2 separate regions of the Homo sapiens genome follow, and region 1 is linked to region 2. The links are chromatin contacts, found by Hi-C or POLR2A ChIA-PET in ENCODE. All regions are on one chromosome and are shown on one strand. Each heading gives the region's core, a stretch centred on a gene start or an enhancer-like site at or near the end of the contact. The rest is flanking DNA. Distances are from core to core; before and after follow the strand shown. Region 1 holds the start of ATN1 (atrophin 1). Region 2 holds the start of TNFRSF1A (TNF receptor superfamily member 1A).

Region 1 (5,632 bases), core at 2,540-5,039, 590 kb before region 2:
AGTTTTCTTTTTTTTTCCTTTTTTTTTTTTTTGAGATGGATCTTTGCTCTTGTTCCCCAGGCTGGAGGTGCTATGGCATGATCTCAGCTCACTGCCACCTCCGCCTCCCAGGTTCAAGCGATTCTCCTGCCTCAGCCTCCCAAGTAGCTGGGATTACAAGCGCACACCACCACACCTGGCTAATTTTTGTATTTTTAGTAGAGACGGAGTTTCACCATGTTGACCAGGCTGGTCTCGAACTCCTGACCTCAGATGATCCACCTGCCTCAGCCTCCTAAAGTGTTGGGATTACAGGCGTGAGCCACCATGCCCGGCCTTTTTTTTTTTTTTTTTTTTTTCAACTACAGCTATTTTCCCACATTTTTTAGTTGTTATGTAGACTGGTTTTAAAATACTATCAACCAAAAAAAAAAAAAAATCCGAAGAACAACACCCACCATAGCAAAAGAGGAAAACAATCTTAAACAAAAAGCACAACAAAGATGACTATTTGTGATTGGTGTATTTTTGCCAGCCCTCCTAGAGAAGGGTGTCCATCTCCCTTCCCCATCACAGAACCTGTTCACCAAGTCAGTTAGGTTAGGGGATCCAAAAGGTCAGAGAAACACAGGAATGTACCTGAGGAACACAGCAATCATAGTATGCCCTTCTTTTTTAATCACCTGAAATCTGATAAAAACTAGCAATGAGAAGCTTTGAAGGAGAAAAGCAGTCATAAAAGAACAAGTAATCCTGGGGATAAGGAGTGGCAGACGAGGAAAGGAGTTAGGGGTGGATTGTGTGTCTTTCTAGACCTGGGTCATGTTTTAGCACCAGCCTACACTCCTAGCAGGCAATCACTGTAACTAATATTACAGAGCACCTACTCTGTATCTGGCCACATACTAAGCACATTCACCTTCATTACCTTGCTTTATTTTATTTATTTATTTATTTATTTATTTATTGAGACGGAGTCTCACTCTGTCACCCAGGCTGGAGTGCCGTGCCGCGATCTCGGCTCGGCTCACTGCAAGCTCCACCTCCCGGGTTCACGCCATTCTCCTGCCTCAGCCTCCTGAGTAGCTGGGACTACAGGCGCCCGCCACCACGCCCGGCTAATTTTTTTGTATTTTTACTAGAGACGGGGTTTCACCGTGTTAGCCAGGATGGTCTCAATCGCCTGACCTCGTGATCCGCCCGCCTCAGCCTCCCAAAGTGCTGGGATTACAGGCGTGAGCCACTGCGCACTGCCATTACCTTACTTTAAAAAGAAAATGATTAAGACCAGACTGGGTTGGGAGGAAAGTGAGAACTAGAAAAAGAGCCCCTAAGTAAGAACAGGAAAAGAAATTAAGAGAGAAATATGGGATGTCAGAAGGAATACAGTGGAGTCACAAGCTCTCTGGGAGGGGCTCGCAGGCTAAATTTCAGGATCATTGGCCCAGCCCCCAACATCATTCTGGACCTGCCAGACTAACAAACCAGTCCAAAGTGACTCCTAGATAACAATGCAGCCCAGACCAGCAGATAACGATGCACTGGCCTAAGCCTTCTGAGAATCCGGGACCTTCAGAGAGGCCTCAGAGATCATCTCATCTATAGCCCCTTCATCTTAACAATGAAGCCCAGGCTCAAAGAGAAGTGACTTGCCCAAGGTCACAGAGGCACAGCCAGGTCTAGACACAGGTCTCCTGGCTCCTGTTCTATAGTATTTCCCCTGCATGAAGCTGTTTCACAGCCCTCTGTCCTGGGCCACCCTCACCTGGGATGGGCCTGGGAGCCCAGCCATTTCTACAAGGTCAGGGAAGAAGGCCAAAGGTTAGTTGAGGGAAAGAGGAAAAGGGTTACTCAAGAAGGGAGGCTCAAAGAGGAATTCAAGTTTTAGAAAATGAAAGAAAGTGCAAAGAAGCAAAAAGACAACTCTACAAAAAATAACATAATAAGGGAGGTAGAGGTCAGAACCAACTGCCAAAAGATGGTGTAACCTGAACAGAAGCGTTTTCATCCTCCCATCATGCCCAGGTGGAGAGACTTGGAGAAACACCTATGATCTGCAAGGAACGTATCTACCTGTTCCAACAGACTTCAACATGAAAGGGTGCACACCGTGGGGAAACTCCCAACCACCAACAGATCCAGAAACAACCTCCAAAACCCAGCCCAGAGTCCCAAGGACAGCCACAGGCTGAGGTCCAATAAACATTCGAAGCCCCCCCAACCAATCTGACATCCCACTGGATCACTACCATAGCAACACAGTGGCAAAAGGTGCCCCTCAAGAGACCATCCCAGGTGTCCATCTGGCAGCTACCCCCTACCCCAGTTGCCAAAGCAACTCCTACCCTCCTATAGCACCTCAGGTAAGGGAGCTTGAAGGTACCTACCCTAGTCAAAATAAGCCCATGCACAAAGGGAGATCTTTGAGCTCAAAGCAGTAACTAAGGCCTCCCTATATAGATCACAGCTCCAGGGGCAGCGGACGCTCCGGAAATTGGAGGGTGGAGGGTGGAGGTCGCAACTTGCCTGGAGTGCCTGTAAGGTTGCTCAATTCTCCATTTCCATCCTCCCAGAACCCCTTTCTTCCCAACTCCCCCTTCTGTGTTCCTGTTTTCCTCCTCACTAGTTTTGGGATAACCCACACTACTGGGCCCCAGTGCCCTCTCCAAGAAATAACTATGTCTGGGATAGGGAAAACAGGGTCAGAGGTGACCTGCAGTAGGGGAATGAAAACCGTCACAAAGACATGGCCTTCCCTCTTCCACGCTGGAAAACCTCCGGCTCTTCTCAAAAATGGACCTCTCTTTGCCCAAGCCTCCGTCTCCCCCAGGTTCATCAGCCACAATCCCTCTTTCCACCTACCACACCCCTTTCCCGTTTCCCACTTCCCGTCTATTCCTAAAGCCCCCAACCCCAGGCTCCGGAACCCGTGTTCTGGTCCTTTGGAGCTTTTTCCTGGAGGCTTCATGCCCCACCTCGCTGCCATCTCTCCTATCCATTCTGCCTTCGCCCGGAACCCCACTCACAGCATCCCCCGTTTTCCTCCGCCAACCCCGGCCTCGATGTTCCTCCTCTTTTGAGTCTGCGGGTCCCGGATACCCTCTGGCCCCACAGGCCTCCTCCGGAGACCCTCCCTCCTTCCCCACCTTCCCGATCCTCCCGAAACCCTGGCCCCCGACTCTCCTCGGCGGGCCCCACCCCCTGAGCCCCCGGCCCTCAGGCCAGGCAGAGCCCGCAGTGGGGGGACGGGATTGGGAAAATAACAAATGGAGGCGGCGGCGGCAGGAGGGGGAACTGGGAGGGGTGGGGGTGGGGAGCCGCAGGCCGGAGCCCGGGCGGGACAGAACCCCGCGGGCCCGGGGCCCAGGCGGCCGCAGACCTTACCTGCTGGTAGCTCGGGACGGCTGGCTGGCTCCGAGCGGGATTCCGGGCTCCGGCGCCTCTGGGGGGCGGCGGCGGCAGCTCCCCCGCCCCCCTCTCCTCTTCTCGGCCTCAGTCGCCGCCGCGACGACGGCGGCGGCGGCCCCGACCCCCCCGGAGGGCGGCCCCCATCCCCCCTTTTCCCCGCCTGGCCCCAATCGCCCGCCGGCCCCCGGAGCAAACCCCGATCCCCGCTCTGCTCCCCACCTCCCCGGGCTCGCCGCCTCCCCCTGGCCGCCCGGAATGCCCCGGGCCGCGCCGCCCGCCCCCGCCGCGCCGCCCGGCCCCGCGGCCCGCCCGGCCCTCGGCGCGGTTCCGACCCGCCGCCGCCCGCGCCCGCCTAGCGCAGCCCGCACCCGCGCGATCCCGGGCCCCTCGGCCGCCTCGCCCGCGGCCCCCGCCCCTTCCCCGGCAGTCGGCTCCCTCTCCCCCCTCCTAGCCCCTCCCCGAAGCCGCGGTCCCTCCGAAATGGCCCGGCCCGAGGCCCCGACCCGGCGCGGGGCTGCGGACGGGCTGGGCGGTGCGTCCGGCGACTCGCACAGGAAAGCGGACGGCGAAGGGAGGGAGCCTGGGAGAGGGGGATGGGAGAAGGGAGGAAGAGGGAGAAGGAGGGAGCGCGGAGGAACGGAGGAGAGAGGGGCCAGGAGGGAGACGCGAGGGAGGGAGCGCGAGGCAAGCCGCGAGGGGGGAGAGAGGGGGAGCCGGAGAGGGGGAGGCGCAGCGCGAGTTGGCCGAGGCCGAGGCCGAGGGGGCCGGGGCGCGGGGAGGGCTAGCCGTGGCGGAATGTGGGGAGCCCGCGGGCCCGGCGCGGGAGAGGGCTAGGTAGGAGGGGCTGTGGGTGGTGAGGGCAGATGAGGGGAGGCTGAAGTTTGGGGGCGAGCGGGTCTGTGGCAGAGGTGAAGTGGGAGGAGTTTGGGGGATCCTGGGGTAGAGATTGGGATAATGGGATTGGATTGGAAAGATGGAGCTGCCTGGGGGCTTTGTGGGTGCCTGGTGAGAAGTGAGAGAAGCTTGGGGTGAGGGATCTGTGGCAGAGATGGAGCCAGACGGGTTTGGGGGCTATTATCAGAGAGAATGGGATGGAAGTTTGGGGTCATAAGGAGAGAGAAAAATTGAAAAGATGACATATATAGAAAGATGGGGCTTCTGGAAAAAGTAAAGCTTTTGGGGGTGATTAGTGTTGACAAAAGAGTCATAAATATAAGAATTGGGGGTGGGGGGATGAAGGAATGCTGGAGAGAGAGAAGTCCAGAGGAAACGTCAGTGAGGAGAGAGAGGAGGGAACGCGTGAGGAACCTTAAGAAGGGATGAACGAGGTGGGCCCAGGTGCCAATTCTAGGGAAAATAGGTTCTGGGTGAGAAAGGAGGGCTCTGGATGGGAAAGAAGGGTGGGAGACACCGGGCTGGCTGGATCCTGGGGGTGGGGGCTCCCAGTAGAGCCGAGGAGGGTTTACTTGGGCGGGCAGAATGGGGAAGAGGGGGATAAGAAGATTGGAAGGAAATGTAAGCTGAACAAGGCCTATGGCTGGCGGCAGTATGGAAGAGGAAAGATCATGGATGGGAAAAGAAAATGGAGATGGGGCCGGTGCGGGGGCTCACGCCTGTAATCTCAGCACTTTCGGAGGCTGAGTCGGGTGGGTCACTTGTCAGGAGTTCAAGACCAGCCTGGCCAACATGGCGAAACCCCGTCTCTACTAAAAATACAAAAATTAGCCGGGTGTGGTGGCGCATGCCTGTAATCCCAGCTACTCAGAGGCTGAGGCAGGAGAATCCTTGAACCTGGGAGGCAAAGGTTTCAGCAAGCAGAGATCGCGCCACTGCACTCCAGCCTGGGAGACAGAGCGAGACGCCGTCTCAAAAAAAAAAAGAAAAAATGGAGATGGGAAACGAGGGCAGTTAAAGGAAATGACAGATGTGGGAGCGGGGGGAGGTTGCTGGCAAGCTCATGGGTAGATAGGTAAGGGATACAGCTTGGAGGAGTGAGACACCATCCTCAGGCCTTCCATCTAGTGGCATCTCCATTTTCCTTCTCAAATCTGTTGAAAGTCATCACTAAAGATCCCCTGGGTCACAGGGAAGCAGTCGGGTGAAGACTGGGCTTAATGTGGACCCAAATCCCTGGGTATCCTTGTTGCTCAATCCCACTTGTTCTAAGGTGGAGACAGTCCCCACCACAGACTGCAGGCTCCTCCCAACCCTTCCTCTCCCTCCCCTGCTCTCCAGGTAGCCTCTG
Region 2 (5,202 bases), core at 126-2,625:
GGGCCCTTGGACCGGCAGTCGGGAGTCTGGGGTTCTCTGTTGGCTCTGCCTCCTGGCACATTGGGTTTCTGGACCTCAGTTTTCTCCTCTATAAAACCGGGCAGTTGGGTGGGCACGGTGGCTCACACCTGTAATCCTAGCACTTTAGGAGGCTGAGGTGGGCAGATCATTTGGGCCCAGGAGTTCAAGACCTGCCTGTGTAACATGGTGAGACCCTGTCTCTACAAAAAATACAAAAATTACCCAGGCGTGGTGGTATGCACCTATAGTCCCAGCTGCTTGGGAGGCTGAGGTGGGAGGATTACTTGAACCTGGGAGGTCGAGGCTGCAGTGAGCTGCGATGGTACCACTGCACTCCAGCCTGGGAAACGGAGCGGACCCTCAAAACAAAAACAAAAATGAAAAACAAGCAAACGAAGAAATAAAAAAACCTAGGGGGTTGTAGTCGATGATCTGTAAGGTGAGTTATAATTGATGTATTGGAATATTTAGGAAAAGGGCACTGGGAATATGCTAGGAACACCTGATGGAGGTATCTTTATTTCCACGGCAGCTTCGTGGATACGTCTCATTGATTCTCATGGCATCACTTTCCCCATGTAGGTGGGCAGACATTGTTACCCCTGTTTAATAAACAAGGAACCAACAGAGGCTTAGGAGAGGAGTTGCCTGATGTCGCATGATTGGTGGCAGAGCCAGGATCAACAGTGGGGCAGGGTGGGGGGACCTGGCCAGGCAGAGACTGGATGAGACCTGGGGTGAGGAATGGCAGGCACCCAGTCAGGGCAGAAAACGAGGGTTGGGACTTACTTTGAGTTTTGGATTGGATCAGTAAATTCCCAAGAAAGAGGGAGACTAGGAGGCTAGTGAAGAACTCTGGAGTAAAGGGGAGGATTACTAAGGGACATGGAGTACCTATCATGTGTCGGACGCTTATCTATATCTCTCCCATCTGAACAAATCCTTACAGGAACCCCAGGAGACAGGTTATCTCCACTCTGCAAATTGGAAAACAGATCCAGACAGTTTCAGTTATGTGTCTGAGAAGTTCATTTATGTGTCCAAGACACATTCTTAGCTAAAAAGCTAAGCATTCTGAATTGGAACCCAGAGAATTTGACTCCCAGACTCTGGATCTTTTCACTGCTGTGATCCATCTGGGAAAGGCTAGTGATGTGGGCAAGGGGCTTATTGCCCCTTGGTGTTTGGTTGGGAGTGGTCGGATTGGTGGGTTGGGGGCACAAGGCAGCCAGATCTGGGACTCCTGTGCTTGTGACTGGACTACAAAGAGTTAAAGAACGTTGGGCCTCCTCCTCCCGCCTCCTGTGGCCTCCTCCTCCAGCTCTTCCTGTCCCGCTGTTGCAACACTGCCTCACTCTTCCCCTCCCACCTTCTCTCCCCTCCTCTCTGCTTTAATTTTCTCAGAATTCTCTGGACTGAGGCTCCAGTTCTGGCCTTTGGGGTTCAAGATCACTGGGACCAGGCCGTGATCTCTATGCCCGAGTCTCAACCCTCAACTGTCACCCCAAGGCACTTGGGACGTCCTGGACAGACCGAGTCCCGGGAAGCCCCAGCACTGCCGCTGCCACACTGCCCTGAGCCCAAATGGGGGAGTGAGAGGCCATAGCTGTCTGGCATGGGCCTCTCCACCGTGCCTGACCTGCTGCTGCCACTGGTGAGACCAGGGACAAAGGGAAGAGTGGGCTGGTGGGCGAGGCACCTTCCGGCTGGCGTGGGCCCTCTCCGGGAGGGGGCCGAGCCTCTCCTGCCCGGGCCTGGTCCTGGCGCCAGCCTCAGGCCTGCAGGTCCTAACCTCAGCCACTGCCAGTGTGGGGTTCCCCATTCATCCGCCTTTTGGAGTAGGGGCTGCGCTGAGGCAGGGGAATGGGAGAAGTTTGAAAGGGAGAGAGTAAAAGGAAGCCCTGGCCCCTGACAGCGGTGGAAGTTTGTGGGCGGCCAAGGGAATGTGGGCAGGAGATAGGCCCAGGGTGGGGCAGATTTGGCGGGGAAAAGAAGGGAGTGGGAGTAGGAAGATTAGTGCTCGGGGAGTCCAGACGGTTCTGAATTCTGTCCCTCCGGTCAGCTGGCTGGCCTGGAGGGTGTTGGGCCGTGGGGAGGCGAGGCTGCCTGTGGAACTTGGTGGAGCACACCCTGTAGGGCAGGATTTTGGCGGCTGGTGAAGTGGGGGAGTGAGTTGAGGAGTGGGGATGGGCTGGTGTGGTGGGTTTGGGATGCTCATGGTGGGAGGTATTTGAGAATGGGCTGGGACACTGGATGGGGCAGGGCAACCCAGTGGACAGTGTCCCCAGTGCCCTGGCCAAGCCCCGGCCTCTCACCTGGGGACATTCTTTACCCTTTTGCCTGCTGCTAGGCAGGTAGCCGCTGTGGGACTGAGCCTTCCCAGGGAGCTAGTCCTACCCCCACCTGGTCAGTGTCCCTGGGCCTGTCCTCCAGCTTCCCCTCCCCGCTGCTTCTCACAGACCTAAACAACAATCCCTTGGTTTCTTATTCTACAGTTCAGTTTGGGGAAGTTGGTAGAAAGTTGTTTTCGTCACTGGAAAATGTCCCTTTCTCTGGCCTCAGCCTTGTTTCAATGTATCCTTGATCGTCCTCCACGTCTTGGTCCGGGAATCATCCTGTTCAGATGTCCTGGGCCCATCTAGTCAGGCAGATTTTCCCTGCCCTGCCCGGCCTCTGAAGGCTGCGCCTACCTCCCCTCTCTTTAGTGCCTTATACTCTTCCTCTCCTACCATTCCTTTCTTCCAGCAATCTCCCCAGACTCTCCTCAGACTTCTCAGAGCCTCTTTTTTTGAAATCTTTTCTCGCTAATCCTCCTTCCCCTCCTCTCTGCTCCGCTCTGGTCCCGGCCCCAGGTCCCCAGGCAGCACGTCTCTGGTCAGGGTCTCACTCTTCTTCTTCTGCCTCCTCCTGCCTCCTTAGTCCCACCCGCTCTTCCCTTCTTCCCACTGTCCTTCCCCCACGGTCTCCCCACCAGCCAGCTGCCCTGACATCCTGCTTCTGTTTTCTGTTTGGGGGCGGCCCCTGGCTCCCTCACATACCTCCTGCATGAACAAGAGCAGCTTATATAACCTAACCTTCCATGCCTTCGTTTCTTTATCTCCAAAATGGGTGTCACAGTCTTGACCTCATACTGTTGTTTTGAAGATTGAATAGACTGATACATGTTAAGTGTTCATTTGATTTATTAAGTGTGCGCTCTGGGCTAGACACTGTGATAGGTGCTGGGATTACAGCAGAGAACAAAATCCCTGCCCACAGCTTTGACAGTCCATCAGGGGAATAGGTTGTAGCAAATAGAAAGCACTCAATAAAGTTTTTATATTGCTGTGACTAGTAGTAATTACTGGGTGGCTACCTGTGTTGGGAAAACAGAGGGTAAAGGTAGCCTGAACAGGTAAAGGGAAGTGCCTGCGTCCTGGGGTGCTTCAGCCCAGGTGGGATTATGTCTCCTAAGGGACAGAAGCCTGGCCTGGAGCTGGAGGAAAGGGAAAACAAAGGGAATGCAACATCCTTCTGAATTTCTCACCATTCAGTGGGCAATGCAGAGCTCACAGTGTGTGTGTGTGTGTGTGTGTGTGTGTGTGTGTGAGAGAGAGAGAGAGAGAGAGAGAGAAGTGGGGTAGGGGAGTAGGGAAGAATGATACAGGAGAGACTGTGGCAAAGCAAACAGGATTTTGCTGCTCTCAAAGAGCTTACAGCCTAGTAACCAAGATGGCTTACAGTGAAAAATGATTTCAGAGCAATCCCGAGGAAAATATCCACAAATGCATTGTGATGTGGTGTCCTGGAGCACCAGTTGGGAGGAGGAGGAACTGGGGAAGGAGGTGAGCCTTAGTCCACTGCCTTTCCTTGCTTAGCAGGTCTCAGCTCCTGCGCTCAGCTCCAGAAAATTCAGGAGCTTCCCCACGCTGCTTCAGTGTCCTTCACTGTGCAACTGCAGCACTCCCTGTATAGATCTCAGTGCCTACAACTGACTGTCTTTGACTCAAGTGAGAGCTCTTGAGAGCACGAGCTGTGTATTATCCACCTCAGCATCCCTAGCACCCATACGGGACCTGTCACATTAACTGTGCCCCTTAACTATTTGCTGAAGGAATTAAGGAACAAGAGATGTGTCAGATGGGATGGCGGAGGGAAAGCCTCATAGAAAAGTGGATGTGGAGCTGACATCTGAAGTCACTGCCTGTCAGGGTAGCTATAAAGGAGGGAAGCAGAGTTGGATACTGATGTGAGGAAGAGGAGAGGAATGGAGAGATGGGATTTTGTGTTGATGGGCAGGGTGGCAGGAAGCCAGACACCTTGGTTCGGGAGTGGAAAAACCATGTTGAGAAACACTAAGAAATGTGAATGGGAGAATTAGAGGGAGTGGGGGAGAGGATGGAGGAAGAGTGTTGAATATGGTTCCAGGTGGAGGAATTCATTCATTCGTTTATTCAGAAGCTGTTCTCCTAGGGCACATTCTGTGCCCAGACTGTGATTAGAAGTGAGGTGAGGCATCTCAGATGGGTGCTGTGGTTCATGCCTGTAATTCCAGCACTTCAGGAGGCCGAGGTGTGTGGATTGCTTGAGTCCAGGAGTTCGAGACCAGCCTGGGCAACACAGCAAAACCCTGTCTCTACAAAAAATACAAAGATTAGCGGGGCATGGTGGGGCGTGCTTGTCATCCCAGCTATTCGGGAGACTGAGCTCGGGAGGACGGCTTGGGCCCAGGAGGTGGAGGTTGTAGTGAGCCCTGACCACACCACTACATTCCGTCCTGGTGGTGAAGGTTGCAGTGAGCTATGATTGTGCCACTGCACTTCACCCTGGGTGACAGAGTGAGACCCTGTTTCAAAAAAAAAAAAAAAAAAGTAGTGAGGCATCTGTGGAAGTCTTCAGATCATTTCCATGACCATGGAAATGCTGTTTGGAGCCAGGCCCTGGAGATGGAGAGGAAGGTTCACACACTTGTGCGTGCAAGTTAAAGCCTGAATGAAGATTTAAAAAGTGTGTAGGACGGATGGGAGCAGGAGAGAGGCTAGAAGACACTTGCAATAACCCAGGTGTGAGGCAACCCAGGAATGCGGAGAGGACCGAGAGATCACAGGGGGAGGCCTCGCAAGATGAACTGACACATGGGATGGCGGCAGGGATAGGGATGGGGCCCTGGGGAGAGAGCGTGGCAAGTTCTCAGCATTCGTC

What was found. Hi-C counts contacts between places; a loop is a spot of excess contacts on that map. ChIA-PET counts read pairs that join two places held with the same protein, here RNA polymerase II (POLR2A). Pooled maps may share reads with other maps.
Region 1: a map of ascending aorta shows a loop between it and region 2 (2.1-fold over the local background). The contact joins the promoter of ATN1 here to the promoter of TNFRSF1A in region 2. A Hi-C loop is called at or near these places in 1 of 168 maps with a recorded cell type or tissue (ascending aorta) and 2 of 50 pooled maps. POLR2A ChIA-PET finds 5 or more read pairs at or near these places in 1 of 52 experiments (activated T-cell).

Annotation. Positions count from the first base shown.
Region 1 is chr12:6,926,116-6,931,747 of GRCh38, reverse strand. It overlaps ATN1 (atrophin 1), which reads right to left and starts at 3,789. Exons shown (of 10, transcript NM_001940.4): 1 at 3,364-3,789. LOC124902868 (a long non-coding RNA gene) reads left to right here and starts at 4,052. Exons shown (of 2, transcript XR_007063194.1): 1 at 4,052-4,221; 2 at 5,623-5,632. RefSeq lists silencers at 3,791-3,950, 4,131-4,180 and an enhancer at 5,205-5,632.
Region 2 is chr12:6,338,249-6,343,450 of GRCh38, reverse strand. It overlaps TNFRSF1A (TNF receptor superfamily member 1A), which reads left to right and starts at 1,375. Exons shown (of 10, transcript NM_001065.4): 1 at 1,375-1,675. The coding sequence starts at 1,637. RefSeq lists an enhancer at 1,473-1,572.